Regions from separate parts of the Homo sapiens genome. Here region 1 is linked to region 2. The links are chromatin loops, found by intact Hi-C in ENCODE. Cell type or tissue: CD14-positive monocyte. All regions are shown on one strand. Each heading gives the region's core, and the rest is flanking DNA. Links, peaks and the distances in the headings are about the cores only. Region 1 overlaps SYT2 (synaptotagmin 2). Region 2 overlaps PPP1R12B (protein phosphatase 1 regulatory subunit 12B).

Region 1 (8,336 bases), core at 25-8,024, 130 kb before region 2:
ACTTGAGGTCAGGAGTTCGAGACCAGCCTGGCCAACATGGTGAAACCCCGTCTCTACAAAACTACAACAAATTAGCCAGGCGTGTGGTGGGCACCTGTAATCCCAGCTACTTGGGAGACTGAGGCAGGAGAATTGCTTGAACCTGGGAGGCAGAGGTTGCAGTGAGCCAAGATCGTGCCACTGCACTCCAGCCTGGCAGACAGCGAGACTCCATCTCAACAACAACAACAACAAAAAATGCGTAAACAAGTGAGCGTCCCAACAAAATTTTATTTACAAAAATTAGGTGGGGGACTGGATTTAGCCCCTGGACTGCCGTTGGCCAATGCCTGCACTAGAGCAACAGCAGTGAGTAAGACCAATGAGGTGGCTGCTTATACAGTCACAAGCTGCATGAGTACCATGGGGATGAGAATGGAGAGCTGGGAAAGCAGGTGGTTGAGGCCTTGATGCGGGGGTAGGGGAGGAGGGAGCCATGGGTGTGGGGAGGAAGGCGTTCTTGGAAGTACTGTTTGAGCTGAGAAAGATGTGTAGACTGTATTAGTCTGATCTTGCACTGCTATAAAGAAAAACCTAAGACTGGGCAATTTATAAAGAAAAGAGGTTTAATTGGCTCGAAGTTCCACAGGCTGTACAGAAAGCATGATGCTGGCATCTGCTCGGCTTCTGGAGAGGCCTCAGGAAACTTACAATCATGGGGGGAGGTGAAGAGGGAGCCAGCACTTCACATGGCCAGAGCAGGAGGAAGAGGCGAGGGAGTGGGGGTTGGGGGGTGCTACACACTTTTAAATGACCAGTCTCATGAGAACTCACTATCACTAGATCTGACCCTGTGATCCAATCACCTCTCACCAGGCCCCACCTCCAACATCAGGGATTACAATTTGACATGAGATTTGGGCAGGGACACAGATCCAAACTGTATCATAGGCTTTGGCTCCTTGAAGGGGGCACAGCATATACAAAGGCCCCGAAGAGGGTAATACAGTGTATTAGGGGAAACAAAAGAAGGAGTGTAGGCTGGTGTTAGCAACCCAGGGAGGGAAAGCTGAGGTGCTGCTGGATGGAGAGCATGAGGGGCTGTAGGCCACGCTAGGGCTTTCGGCCTGTCTCCCTGGGATGGCTTTTCATTTTTGGCGACATGACTGGCTTTGCATTTTATGAAGATTGCCTTGGTGGCAAATACGGAACTGACTGGAGGCGAGCAAGAGGAGACCCAGAAGATCAGGCAGCTATGTCGGGGGCCAGTTGACCTGTGGGCCTGGAGCTCGGAAGTGGCTTGACTCTGACAGAAGAGGATGGCACTGATGCCTGGGTGCAGAAGGAACCACGCAGGGAGACACCATGGCTGAGAAGGGAAGGACCTCAAGTGCAAGCCTGAGGCAACCGAAGGAGGAGTAGTCACAGTTATGACAAAAGCAGGCAGCGGCCAGCTGACCACAGCTCAGGGGTCCAGCTCAAGGAAAATGAAAATGCGCCCTGGGTTTAGTGACCTTGTGTTCATCATCCATGACTTTACAAAGAGCTACTTCAGCAGAGGGATGGGGCAGAAGCCACAATGGAGGGGCTGACGAGTGAGGTGGACGTGACGAAATGGGGACCATGTGTGCGTGTGTGTGCACGTGTGTATATGTGTGTGCATATGTGTATGTGTGTGCAAGTGTGTGTGCGTGGTCACGAAGGGGAGAACAAGGCAGCAGGTGGGGCTCATTTTTGGTGGGTGATGTGATAAACTGGACTGGTCCAGCCTCAGCTGAGGGAAGGGGGAAATGTTAGGCACAAGAAAGGGCAGGGATGGCAAAGACTTCCTGAGAAGTCAGGAGGGATCCTGCGCAGGAACGGGAACTGGCTTAACCAGAGGAAAAGCCCTCAACTCACAAGGGGTCAGGAGGAAAGGTCTGTGGTTTGACCCAAGGTTGGGACATTTTGAGAGATTTCTCGCTTCTGCTTTTCTTTAAAATAACAGCAAAGAGAGAGGAGGGGTGTGAGGGAGCCACAGGCCTGCGGAAACTGGAGGAGGAGGCGAAGCTGGTGGGGAGGCGTTTCCTGCAGTTTCTGTGCAGTGCAGAGGGCCTGGGTGATCCTGGGGATTGATGGGATACAGGCTGCCCTTGTACTGTGGGGGGATTTTCACCAGGGGGCTCAGCAGTCGGGGGTAGCCATGGAGAAGGAGAAAGCTGTCAGTGGGATTTCTCCAGGGCTGGCGCTTTGCCAGGTGAATACCACAGAAATGCCAAGGGAGTGTGGGGAATTGCGAACAAGTTGTAGGCACCACGGACCATGGTGGGAAAAGAAGACTAGAGGGGCTGATGGTGGCCCAGGGAGGTCAGGGAGACTTCTCCAGGAAGAGCATTCTAGGCTGAGGGAGAGTAAGTGCCAAGACTGTGGGATGGGGGTCTGTTTGGTGGGTTTGTGGCTGGTGGCAAGAGGCCAGCATGGCAGGAACTGCGTGACTGAGAGCAAGGACAGGAAATGCCTGTGGGAGCCAGCCAGGGGCCAGGCCAGGCAGGGATCTTATTCTAAATGTGACAAGAAGCCACAGGAGGGTTTTAAATAGATCAGTCTGGCTGCAGTGTGGAGATCAGGCTGAGTGGAGGGGAGTGGAAGCTTCCAGATAGGAGGCTACTGTGGTACTCCAGCTGGAGGGTGGAAAGTGGCCAGATTTGGAAGGCATTGTGGGTGGTTGATGAGTTTGCAGACACCTGGGATGTGGGGGGGTGACCCCACATGGATGGGAAGGATGACCCCAAGGCTTCTGGTCTCAGCACCTGGTGCCATGTACTGGGTGCATAACTGAGAGACGGGCCCTGAATCCACCCCATCCACTCTCTGGGCCCACTGCCCATGCCTGCCTTTGACATGAGCCTCCTCAGGCATCTTCTATTCCCTTGCTGTCTGGGCAGCTATGGCCTCCTGGTTTTGTTGGAGTCTGGAAAAGCTTCCAATCTGCTGCTGCTGCTTCATGGACTCCCCACATTCCCTCTCTGCAGCTCTAAGTCATTTTCCTCTGGTGGATTCCCCGGGAATGCCGTCTGTCTTTCATAAGAGCTCGGGGATGACATTTGTTATTGGCTGTTTTCAACTCTTTCCCCGCTTTCCTCTGGAGTTATGCTCCACCCTAGTCTTTTTACTCACGACAGCCAAAGCGAAACTTTTAAAATATACATTTGTACATGTTACCCCTGCCCCCACCCTAAAAGGCCTCCCACAGCTTCTCATTCCTCTTTGGGAAAGACAAAACTCCTTGACGCGGCCTATGGTGCTCCTGATCCTGCCCTGCCCGGCCTGCCAGCCTCACCCTGAACCGTGATCCATCCACTCCAGCTGCCCTGGCCTTCTCTCAGGCTTTGGACTCACCACACTGCATCCCACCTCTGGGCCTTTGCATAGGCTGTGCTCTCTGCCTAGGCTGCCCTTTCATCTCCTCTTTACCTGGATAAATACTCACCCTTCAGGTCTCAGTTCAATCATCAATTTTTCAAGAAAGCACTTTTGCTTTCCCAGATTAATTCACGTATGCCCCATTATAAATGCTCACCACCACCAGATGGCTCTCCTTTCTTGCACTTCTCATAATTACAATTTTATATGCACTTATGTGAAGTGCATGGTAAATTCCATGAGGGAAGCATGATATGAGCTCAGTAAATACTTGAGTGAGTGAGTGAATGAATGAATGTGTCTCTCACATCTGTTCTCTCTACTCCATTCCTTACCTTCCCATCCTAGTGCAGGTCTTTACCATTTCTGGTCTGTGGAACCAACCTCCCTGCTCCACTCCCCATGGAGCTAACTTCACAAACCCCACTTATAACTGCTCAGCACCCTTCAGTGGTTCCTGCTGGGTATAGAGGGAAGTCTAATCTCCTTTTCTGGGACTCCAACACTCCTGAGATGCAGTTCTCCCCCTTCATTCCTGGCCTGCAGATTCCCTGAACCTCAGGAGCATTAAGCGTCTTCATTCCTGGCTGGTTTATTTGACACCAAGCAGCTTTACTTTGCTACAGGACCATTTCTGGACGGTCAGTCTGGAGAGAAGGCCTGCATCCACCATGAACCTTGGGTCCCTCTACGGTGCCAGGGCCACTTCCAGGTGCCTCAGATAAGGTTCAATGAACACTTCTCAGATTCACATCCAACCCACATTTATTGAATGCCCTCTATGTGCCAGACACAACCAAATTTATTTTTAAAATTTTCACGGCAGTTCTGAAAAGTAGGTATTATTTTCCACAATTTTATATTGAAGAAATCAAGTTTCACAAAGGGATTTTTGGAGTCAAATGACAAGTGGTTGGCATTCTTGGGACTACATTCAGCCTCTTCCCCCAGCCTGTGCTGCCTCCTGCCTGCCCTGCAGTGGAGAGTGAGAGGGTGGGGTGCTGCAGGGACCGTGGACCGGCTGTGGGGAGCTGTCTGCAGAAAGGGGAGGAGGACTGCCAATCCAGCGGCAAGGGTAGAATGGAGGAGCTAGGCTCAACTGATAAATGGCATCTACAAAAAGCCCACAGCTTACATTATATTAAATGAAGAAAGATTGAAAGATTTTCCCCCAAAGATCAGGAAAAAGACAAGAATTCCCACTGTCACCACTTCTGTTCAACAGTGGACTGGAAGTTCTAGCCACGGCAATTAGGGAAGAAAAAGAAAATGGAAAACTATCTTCATTTGCATGATTCTATATATAGAAAATCCTAAGGACTCCACCAGCACACACACACATGCACACACACACAAATTATTAGAACAAATGATTTCAGGCTGAACGCGGTGGCTGATGCCTGTAATCCCAGCACTTCGGGAGGTGGAGGCAGGCGGATCACCTGAGGTCAGGAGTTCAAGACCAGCCTGGCCAACATGGTGGAACCCCGTCTCTACTAAAAATACAAAAATTAGCCGGGCATGGTGGCACATGCCTATAATCCCAGCTACTAGAGAGGTTGAGGCATGAGAATTGCTTGAGCCCAGGAGGCGGAGGTTGCAGTGAGCCGAGATTGCACCACTGCTCTCCAGCCTGGGCGACAGAGCGAGACTCTGTCTGGAAAAAAAAAAAAAAAAAAAAAAAAAAAAAGGAAGAACCAATGAGTTCGGCAATGTGGCAGGGTACAAGACTGAGATACAAAAATCTATTATATTGCTATACACTAGCAACGAACAATCTGAAAGTGAAATTAAGAAAACAATTCCATTTATAATGACATCAAAAAGAATAAGATACCTAGGAACAAAAGAAGTGCAAGATGTGTAGTTGAAAACTACAAAACAATCTTGAAGGAAATTAAAGGTCTAAATAAGTGGGAAAATAGTGGAAAACTCAATGTTGTTGATATGATCCCTGAGCTGATCTACAGATTCAACACAATGCCTATCAAAATTCCAGCTATTTTGTAGAAATTAACAAGGTGGTCCTAAAATTCATATGGAAATGCAAGGAACCCAGAATAGCCAAAACAATCCTGATTAAAGAAGAACAGGCCTGGTGCAGTGGTTCATGCCTGTAGTACCAGCACTTTGGGAAGCCAAGGCAGGTGGATTGCATGAGCCCAGGAGTTCGAGACCAGCCTGGGCAGCATGGTGAAACCCCTTCTCTACAAAAATACAAAAATTAGCCAGTTGTGGTGGCATGGGGCTGTAGTCCTAGCTACTCAGAAGGCTGAGGTGGGAGGATCAATTGAGCCCGGGAGGTCAAGGCTGCAGTGAGCCATGTTCACACCACTGTACTCCAGCCTGGGTGACAGAGTGAGACCTTGGCTCAAAAAACAAAGTTGGAAGACCCATTCTGCCTGATTTCAAAACTTACTACAAAGCTACAGTAATCACGACAGTATGGTCAATAGTAGGCAGGTGCTATTAAAAAAAAAAATCAGTGTGGTATTGCCATGAGGTTAGACATACAGATAGAATTGAGAGTCCAGAAATAAACCCTCATATTTGTGGTCAGTTGATATTTTACAAGGGAACTAAGACAACTGGATGGAGGACAGAATAGTCTTTTCAACAAATGTTATATACCAAATGGATATCCACATACAAACGAATGAATGTGAACCCCTTCCTTACGCCATACTCAAAGTGGATTGTAGAAACATAGTGGAACCTAATTTCTAGAAGAAAATTAAAAATTAGCCAGATGTAATGGCACATGGCTGTAGTCCTAGCTACTCGGGAGGCTGAGGCTGGAGGATCACTTGAGCTCAGGAGGCCATGGCTGCAGTGAGCCATGATCATGCCACTGCACTTTAGCCTGGGTAACAGAGTGAGACCCTGTCTTAAAAAATAAGTGGCTTGTAGACTTGAATGTGAGAGCTAAAACTATGCAACTCCCATAAGAAAACAAAGGAGTAAATCTTAGTGCCCTTAGGTTTAGTGATGGTTTCTTGGATATAGCACCAAAAATATGGCAGCAAAAGAAACAGCTAAATTGGACATCATCAAAATTGAAAACTTTTTTGCTTCAAAGGACACCATTAAAAACTGAAAATATGACCAGGCACAGTGGCTCATGCCTGTAATCCCAGCACTTTGGGAGGCCGAGGAGGCCAGATCAACTGAGGTCAGGAGTTTGGGACCAGCCTGGCCAACATGGTAAAACCCCGTCTCTACTAAAAATACAAAAATTAGCCAGGCATGGTGGTGAGCGCCTATAACAATCCCAGCTACTTTGGGAGGCTGAGGCTGGAGAATCACTTGAACCTGGGAGGTGGAGGTGGCAGTGAGCTGAGATTGTGCCATTGCACTCCAGCCTGGGCAACAAGAGTGAAACTCCATCTCAAAAACAACAAAAAAACACCACACACACACAAAATGAAAATATAACCCTAGAATGAGAGAAAATATTTGCAAATTATATGTTCAAAAAGGAACTGGTATGCAGAATATATAAAAATTCTTACAACTCAATAATAAAAAGACAAAATATTTTAAGATGACCAAAGGATTTGAATAGATATTTCTCTATGGAAGATATACAAATGGCCCATAAGCACATGAAAAGATATGCTACATCATTAGACATCAGGGAAATGCAAATCAAAACTACAATGAAATGCCGCTTCACCTCCACTGGGATTACTATAAACAAAAAGACATAATAACAAGTGTTGTCCTTTTGGCTTAGGATTGACTTGGCAATGCGGGCTCTTTTTTGGTTCCATATGAACTTTAAAGTAGTTTTTTCCAATTCTGTGAAGAAAGTCATTGGTAGCTTGATGGGGATGGCATTGAATCTATAAATTACCTTGGGCAGTATGGCCATTTTCATGATATTGATTCTTCCTACCCATGAGCATGGAATGTTCTTCCATTTGTTTGTATCCTCTTTTATTTCATTGAGCAGTGGTTTGTAGTTCTCCTTGAAGAGGTCCTTCACATCCCTTGTAAGTTGGATTCCTAGGTATTTTGTTCTCTTTGAAGCAATTGTGAATGGGAGTTCACTCATGATTTGGCTCTCTGTTTGTCTGTTGTTGGTGTATAAGAATGCTTGTGATTTTTGCACATTGGTTTTGTATCCTGAGACTTTGCTGAAGTTGCCTATCAGCTTAAGGAGATTTTGGGCTGAGACGATGGGGTTTTCTAGATATACAATCATGTCATCTGCAGACAGGGACAATTTGACTTTCTCTTGTCCTAACTGAATACCCTTTATTTCCTTCTCCTGCCTGATTGCCCTGGCCAGAACTTCCAACACTATGTTGAATAGGAGTGGTGAGAGGGGGCATCCCTGTCTTGTGCCAGTTTTCAAAGGGAATGCTTCCAGTTTTTGCCCATTCAGTATGATATTGGCTGTGGGTTTGTCATAGATAGCAAAGCTGGAGGCATCACAGTACCTGACTTCAAACTATACTACAAGGCTACAGTAACCAAAACAGCATGGTACTGGTACCAAAACAGAGATATAGACCAATGGAACAGAACAGAGCCCTCAGAAATAATGCCGCATATCTACAACCATCTGATCTTTGACAAACCTGACAAAAACAAGAAATGGGGAAACGATTCCCTATTTAATAAATGGTGCTGGGAAAACTGGCTAGCCATATGTAGAAAGCTGAAACTGGATCCCTTCCTTACACCTTATACAAAAATTAATTCAAGATGGATTAAAGACTTAAATGTTAGACCTAAAACCATAAAAACCCTAGAAGAAAGCCTAGGCAATACCATTCAGGACACAGGCATGGGCAAGGACTTCACGTCTAAAACACCAAAAGCAATGGCAACAAAAGCCAAAATAGACAAATGGGATCCAATTAAACTAAAGAGCTTCTGCAGAGCAAAAGACACTACCATCAGAGTGAACAGGCAACCTACAGAATGGGAGAAAATTTTTGCAATCT
Region 2 (8,336 bases), core at 296-8,295:
TCCCGTACAGGAGTCAGATAGGACCTGCAGAGAAAAAAAAGTAATAGCAAAAGCAAGATCTTTGCTGCATATACTTGAGGAATGACAAAGTGTTTCCACATATTGAAGAGATTTCTACATTCTAGGAATGAACTTAAGCAAAGTCAAAATGACAGAAATGCTATCAACCATCAGCAAACATTACAGAATCCAAGTCATTACAGTAGTTCCCCCTTATCTGTGGTTTTGCTTTCTGTGGTTTCAGTACCCATGGTGAACTGTGGTCTGAAAATATTAAATGAAAACTTCCATCAATAAACAATTCATACATTTTCAATTGTGCACTGTTCTGAATAGCGTGGTGAAATTTCATGCTGTTCCATTCTGTCCCTCCTGAGATGCAAATCATGCACTGTTGTGATATCACGGTGTTTATGTTCAAGTAATCCTTATTCTACTTAATAATGGCCCCAAAGTGCAAGAGTAGTGATGCTGGCATTTTGTTATAACTGTTCTATTTTATTATTAGTTATTAGTATTATTGTTAATCTCTTACTGTGCCTAATTATAAATTAAACTTCAGTGTAGATATGTATTTATAGGAAAAAATAGTATTTATATAGGGTTCTGTACTATCTGTAGGTTCAGTCATCCACTGGAAGTCTTGAAAGGTATTGTGTGGTGGGTCACGCCTATAATCCCAGCACTTTGGGAGGCCATGGTGGGAGGATCACCTGAGGTCAGGAGTAGGAGACCAACCTGACCAACATGCTGGAACCCTGTCTCTACTAAAAATACAAAAATTAGCCAGATGTGCTGGTGGGCACCTGTAATCCCAGCTACTCAGGAGGCTGAGACAAGAGAATCACTTTAACTTGGAGGCCGAGGTTGCAGTAAGCTGAGAATGCACCACTGCACTCCAGCCTGGGTGACAAGAGTGAAACTAGGTCTCCAAAAAAAAGAAAAAAAAAAAAGAAATGTATCTTCCATGGATAACGGGACTATTGTGTTTGTAAATGTATTACTGTTCACACAGAATCATGTCATCTGTAAAATGAGAATTTTATTTCTTCTTTCCTATCCTTCCAATTTTTATTTCTTTTCTTGACTTAATGCTTTGGCTAGGAATCTCTAGGACATGCTGAAAAGCAGTGATGATAGTAAGTTTTCATTCTCTGTAATCCTGCCATCAAAGAGAATGCTTTCAGCATTTTTTCATTAAGTGTAATGTTTGTTGTAAGATTTATGCAGATACCACTCATCAAATTAAAGCAATTCCCTTCTGTTCCTATAGAAAATAGGCTAAGAGAGTTTCTCGTTGTTGTTTTTTAATCATTAGTGTATGTTGAACTTTATCACATGCTATTCTTCCCCATATATTGAGATGATTGCTTTTCTCCTTTTTTCTGTCAGGAAGGTGAATTACACTGAATAATTTTTGAATGATAAAGCAACACTGAATTCTTGGGACAAGCTCAACTTGGTCAAGATGTACCATCTTTTTATATAGATTTTTAAACATATTCACTATTATTTAGTTTAGAATTCCTACCACATTCATGAAAGAAATTGGCTTATAATTTTCCCTTCTTGTAATATGCTGGTCAGCTTTGTGAATTAAGGTTATATGAATTGCGAGTGTTCTCTACATGTCTATTTCTGTAAGAATTTGTGTAAGATTTGGGTTATTTCCTCCTTAAATGATTGGAAGAGTTCACCAATCAAGTCATCTGGGTTTACAGTGTTCCTTGTGGGAAGGTTTTGTTTTTTATTTTTGAGTCTTACTTCGTTGCCCATGCTGGAGTACAGTGGCGTGATCACAGCTGACTGTAGCCTTGATTTCCTGGACTCAGGCGATTTTCCCGCCTCAGCCTTTGCAAGTAGCTGGGACTACAGGTGCACGCCACTACGCCCTGCTAACTTTTTTTTATTTTTAGTAGAGATGAGGTCTCGCTATGTTGCCTAGGCTGATCTTGAACTCCTGAGCTCAAGCAATCCTCCCACCTCGACTTCCCAGAGTGCTGGTTTATAGGCGTGAGCCACTGTGCCCAGCCCCTATGGGAAAGTTTTAAATAAAGGGTTCATTTCTTTAATAGAGTTAGGCTTATTCAAATTTTCTGTTTTGGTAATTGTTTTTTAAGAAATTTTCTATTTTGTCTATATTATCACATTTAGTGGCATCAAGTTGTTAACAATACCCTTAGAATATATTTGTTATTTTAATATCTAGAGCAGTGGTTCTCAAATTGTTTTGGTCTCAAGATCCTTTAATATTTTTTAAAATTATTGAGAACCCCAGAGAGCTTTTGTTTATATGGGGTTTAATATTTATCTTACTAGAAATTAAAATTTAAAAATTAAAAAATGTATTTATTAATTTATTTAAAAATAATAGCAGCCAGGAGCAGTAGCTCATGCCTGTAATCCCAACACTTTGGGAGGCCCAGGCGGGTAGCTGGCTTGAGCCCAGGAGTTTGAGACTAGCCTGGGCAACATGGCAAAACCTCGTCTCTTCAAAAAATACAAAAATTAGCCGGGTGCAGTGGCACATGCCTGTAGTCCCACCTACTCGTGAGGCTGAGATGGGAGGACGGCTTGAGCCTGGGTGGCAGAGGTTGTAGTGAGCTGAGAATATACCACTGCACTTCAGCCTGGTTGACAGAGCCAGACCTTGTCTCAAATAATAATAACAATAATAATAATATTAAAATAGCCCTAGATAAGATGGAGTGATGTCAGCAGGATGGCCAAATTGAGTTACCTAAAGCCCATCCTCTCCACAAAAAGGGACCAAAACAATGAATAAACAACGATATTTCAATTAAAATGACCAAAGAAGTACTCGGGAGAGCACTAGGGGAACAGCAAAATCCCTGTGGAAGACAAAAGTCCAGGGCAGCACCATAGAGAGGGGAGCAAGGTATTCTGCTTCTGCCACACTGTCTTCCCTACCAGGATCAGCCTGGAGCCAGAGGGGGCTTCTTAAGGGAAAAACGTAAGCTGGAGATCACCAGTGATCCCCATTGCTACCACAAATGCCAGAAATTCTTGCTATAGGAGAGTCCCTCTGTCCTCACAGGCCCTGAATCCAGTTTGGAGAGTAGAGTTCATACAGTTAACTTTGCCTAGAGTAGGAGCTCACCTTGAGCACCCCCTGCCCCCCACCCTCACATCCTAAGCTGCTGCTACTCAGCACCATCTTGAAACTGAACCTACTACTAGAATGTGCCCTTCCCTGTAGTCCAGTACAGGAATGGACTTTCTCCATTCCTGTAGCCCTGCCATCACTCTATCATGTTCACACAGGCACCTGTAGCACTACAATCCTAGCTGCCTGAAGCCTAGCCAGATGCAACAACTGAGACCTCTGCTCTTGAACCCATGTGGCACACTACCCTCCCAACCCCAGGAACAGCCAAAGCTGCACAGGGGGGAAACTGCCTAACTGCTGGCCAGTCCCCTCACCGGTACATACCTGCACTGCACAGCTAGCTGGCCAGCTGAACCTATGCACACCCACATCCAGCCCAACAACCAGTTCTACCGTGGTTCCATCCCTCAGACCGCTGCAGAACCACCCAGCCCTGCTGTGGCCACACACCACTGTGCCTGACAGCCAGTCTAGCAGCAGCCCTGCCCCAAAGACAGACCACTGCAGGGTTGTGTGGCCCTGCTGTACCCATGCTTGGCCTGATAGTTGGTCAAGCAGCAGCCCTGTACCCCTGGATTTCTCAGGAGAAATCCTGTAGGCCAGGAGAGAATGAGATGATATATTCAGAGTGTTTGGGGGAAAAAAATGAACCTGTCAGCCAAGAATACTATATCCAGCAGAGCTATCAACCACCAATGAAGGAAAAATAAAGACCTTCCCAGACAAGCAAAAGCTGAGAAAAACCCATCACCACTAGACTAGCCTTACAAGAAATACTTAAGAGAATGGTATAACTGGAAATAAAAGATTATAATTATTTTCATGAAAAGATGTAAAAGTATAAAACTCACCAATAGAGGTAAATTCATAAATCAAATTCAGACTAGCCCAGTGATTTAATGGTGCTATGTAAGTCTCTCAGTCCTCTAGTACGAAGGTTTAAAGTCAAAATGGTCAAAACCCGTGACACTTACAATTAGTAGCTAAGGAATACAATCACAGGTAAAAAAGTAAATTACAGAAACAAAAGAGAGAAGTCTAGAGTATTTTAATGCAACCAAAGTTAAGTTGCTATCAGCTTAAAACATTCTATTATAAGACTTTTAATGTTAGCCCCATGGTAGCCACAAAGAAAGAAAGAAATTACTGCAGAGGCACAAACAAGAAAGAGGAAGGAAACAAAGCTCAGCACTACAGAAAACCACCAAACCACAGAAGTAAATAAAAGAGGAAGAAAGGAACGAAGGATCTATAAAACCACCAGAAAAAAAAATTTACAAAATAGCAGGAGTAAGACCTTCTTTATCAATAATAGCCTTAAATATAAATGGATTAAATTATCCAATTAAAAGATATAGAGTGGCTGAACGGATTAAAAACAAGACCCAACTATATACTGCCTAAAACAGACTCACCTAACCATTAAAGACAAACATAGAATAAAAGTAAAGGGAGGGAAAAAGATATTCCATGCAAATGGAAACCAAGTGAGCAGGAGTAACCATGTCAGATAAAACAGACTTTAAGTCAAAAACTGTAAAAGAAGACAAAGAAGGTCATCAGACATTGATAAAGGGTACAATTAAGCAAGAGGATATAAAAACTATAAATACATCCATCCATCCAAGACCAGAGCGCCCAGATATATAAAGCAAATATTATTAGAGGTAAAGGGAGAGATAGACTGCAATACTATAACAGTAGGTGTTAAATGTAGTGAACTCCAAGTTTCTCTTCAAAGAATCAGTATGCCAGTATATTCAGCTCTCTTATTCTCTATTCTCCATTTTAAAGCTTAACTTCCTGGTTCTCTTCACCCTCTTGCCTCTAGCTTCAGTAAACAACCCCCTCCTAGCCTCTATCACCTGCTCTGACCTGAGTCATCCTGAGTCACCTGTTCTGTAACCGTCGTTCCCACCAAACTACTCACTGGGATTTTGGGCACAGACTTCCTCTGTTCCCTCTGTCAGTCTTTCTCTCTTTTTACATATACTTTTTGGGCTTCTCTTAGAAGCTCTTCCATAGGTTTATCTTTCCAGTTCTCTATCTTTTGTAATTTCTTGTTAATATCTTAGCCAAGATTGCGCCTACTGCATTCTGGCCTGGGCGACAGAGCAAGACTCCATGTCAAAAAAAAAAAAAAAAAAAGGTGTTCTTCATAGAAATAAAACAAAATCCTAAAATTCATAGGAAACCAGAAAAAAAAAATGAATAGCCAAAGCAATTCTGAGTGGAAAGCTGGAAGCATCACACTACATAACTTAAAAATATACTACAAATGTATAATAACAAAAACAGAATGGTACTGGCATAAAAACAGACACGTAGACCAATGGAACAGAATAGAAAGCCCAGAAATAAATTGACACACCTAAAGCCAACTGATTTTTGACAAAGGTGCCAAGAACACACATTAGGGGAGAAACTGTTTCTTCAATAAATGCTGCTGGGAAAGTGGGACATCCACATGCAGAAGAATGAGAGTAAATCCCTACCTCTCACCACATACAAGAATCAATTCAAAGTAGATTAGAGACTTAACATGGAAACCCAAAACTATGGAACTACCTAGAAGATAACATAGGAGAAATGCTTCATGACATGGGGCTAAGCTAGGATATTTTAAATAAGACTTCAAAAGCATAGGAAACAAAAGCAAAAATGGACAAATGAGATTGCAACAAACTAAAAAGCTTTTGCATAGCAAAGGAAACTATTAAACAGAGTAAACAGACAACCTAAAGGATGGGAAAGAAAATTTGCAAACTATACATCTGACAAGGAGTTAATATCCAGAATATATAAGGAACTTAGCAGCAAACAAAACAAAAAAACAAAAACCTGATTTTAAAAATGGGCAAAAGACCTTAACAGACATTTACTTCTCAAAAGAAGTCATACAAATGGCTAATGAGTATATGAAAAAATGGTCAACATCACAAACCATCAGGGAAATGAAAATCAAAACCACAATAGGTACCATTTCACACCACTTAGAATGACCATTATCAAAAAGACAAAAGAAAACCAGTTTTGGCAGGGATGTGAAGAAAAGGGGAACACTTACACAAGTTGGTGGGACTGTAAGCTAGTACAGCCATTGTGGAAAACAGTATGGAGGTTCCTTTAAAACGTAAAAATAGAACTACCATATGATTCAGCAATCCCACTACTGTGTACACATCCAAAGGAAAGGAAATTAGTATATTGAAGAGTTATCTGCCTTACCGTGTTTATGGCAGCACTATTTACGTTAACAAAAATATGAAACTGAGTCCTCAAAAATGGAAGAATGGGTAAAGAAAATGTGTATATCCAGAATGGAACAGTATCCATCCATTAAAAAAAAAGAATAAAATCTTGTCATTTGCAACAACACAGATGAACCTGGAGGATATCAGGTTAAGTGAAATAAGCCAGACACAGAAAAAAAAAATACTGCATGATCTCACTAATATGTGCAATCTAAAAAAAGGTGGGGGGAGTTGATATCATAAAATCAGAGAGTAGAACAGTGGTTACCAGAGACTGGGGAGGGAAGAGGTGAGAGAAGGATGGGGAGAGGTTGGTTTATGGTTCAAAGTTATAATTAGACAGGGGGAATAAATTCTGATGTTCTATTGCAGAGTAAGGTGACTATGGTTAAAAGCAAAATATTGTATATTACAAAATAGGTAAAAGAGATGCTTTTGAATGTTCTTACCACAAGGAAATGATAAATGCATGGATGATGAATATACTAACTACTCTGATTAGATCATTATACAACACAGATATGCATCAAAACATCAAACTGTACCTCCATAAATATGTAATGTGTCAAATAAATTTTAAAATAAAAAGAAAATAATAGCCCTAATACATTTTAACATCAATTTTTTTTTATTAAAAAAACTATATCTTCCAAAACAAAAAATTAGAAGAGTGGCATTGTTTTACATTTTCATAAATTTCTTTAATGTTGGCTTAATAGAAGACAGTGGGATCCTCTTATCTGTTTATGCAGTCAATATATTGTTTTGGTTAAAATATATAAAGACTATCTAGTCTTGCACAAATACATAGTTGGAAAAGCGAGGAGTATTGTGATAGCTTTCTCAGATAATCGGGAGATATTTTTCTTTGATGCTACACCAACACAAGTGGTGGTTAGTTACAATGTGTACTCTAAAACAGGGGTCCCCAACCCCCGGGCTGCAGACCAGTACTGATCTGTGGCGTGTTAGGAACCACGCTGTACAGCAGGAGGTGAGCAAGTGAGCATTGATGCCTGAGCTCTGCCCTCTGTCAGATCAGCCACGGCATTAGATTCTCATAGGGACGTGAACCCTATTGTGAGCTGCCCATGCCAGGAATCTAGGTTGTGCATGCCTTATGAGAATCTAACTAATGCCTGATGATCTGCAGAACAGTTTTACCCAAAACCATCACTGCCCCCCACACCCCATGCCCCCACCAGTCTGTGGAAAAATTGTCTTCCATGAAACCAGTCCCTGGTGCCAAAAAGGTTGGGGAACACTGCTCTAAAACATATTAATAGATTTTTCATATTCTGTTACATTGAAATCCTTTGGTCTATCTTGTACTTTCAAAGAATCTTCTTAGTCATGCATGATTTTGTAACATATCTTCATTAGTCATTTGTAAAATATTGGTGCATTTGTAAAATATTGCTGCATTAAGCAGATCTTCCCAATATTGACATACTACATTATATAATAATAGTAAAAATAAATTATTTAATATCACCTTTGATCTTAGAACAGTCTTTAAGTATTGGGAAGCTGTCAATAATATTACTCACGGTAGCATATAAGTTTTCTAAAATTCTAATTTCTGCTTGAAAGTTTAAATTTTTAATTGGCAACAAATACTCAATGGGTTGACTTTATTTTCAAGAAAATGTCTGCCAAATTACTCAGGTGTGAATACCCATTGTTTGACCATCAGTAATGCTTTGAAGTAAAAACGGTGTTCTGTGAAAAATGAAGCTAGCTTCTGTCTTCTCTTGGGACTCCAATCATTTATGTTAGACCTTACTGGCCATGTTCTACTGATTTATCATGCTTTTTCTGCATTTTCCAGCCTTTTATCTCTCTGTGCTTCATTCTGGATATTTTCTACTGTCCAATCTTTCAGTTCACTAATCATTTCTTTAGCTGGTCTACTACTGCAAACTCACCAACTGAGTTTCTTGATTTCAGTG

Evidence for each region. A loop is a pair of places that touch in the nucleus more often than their neighbours do. Peaks named below come from ENCODE experiments on the same cell type or tissue, not always from the same donor. Only the 100,000 strongest peaks of a DNase experiment are listed, where the experiment ranks them.
Region 1: a loop joins it to region 2, with 3 times the contacts of the local background. A loop is called at or near these places in 15 of 110 quality-filtered maps.

What each region holds. Positions count from the first base shown.
Region 1 is chr1:202,609,804-202,618,139 of GRCh38, reverse strand. All of the region lies in intron 1 of SYT2 (synaptotagmin 2), which reads left to right. Among named protein-coding and RNA genes, the nearest start is that of SYT2, 96 kb to the left of the region's middle. In CD14-positive monocyte, for the core only: a CTCF peak has its summit at 3,543 (motif pointing right); a DNase peak (open chromatin) is centred at 1,879; H3K4me3 peaks cover 1,376 bases; H3K27me3 peaks cover 6,341 bases.
Region 2 is chr1:202,480,221-202,488,556 of GRCh38, reverse strand. It overlaps PPP1R12B (protein phosphatase 1 regulatory subunit 12B), which reads right to left. Exons shown (of 24, transcript NM_002481.4): 14 at 1-24. Among named protein-coding and RNA genes, the nearest start is that of PPP1R12B, 140 kb to the right of the region's middle. In CD14-positive monocyte, for the core only: no CTCF peak of the experiment used is centred there; DNase peaks (open chromatin) are centred at 4,316 and 5,016; H3K4me3 peaks cover 923 bases; H3K27me3 peaks cover 7,370 bases.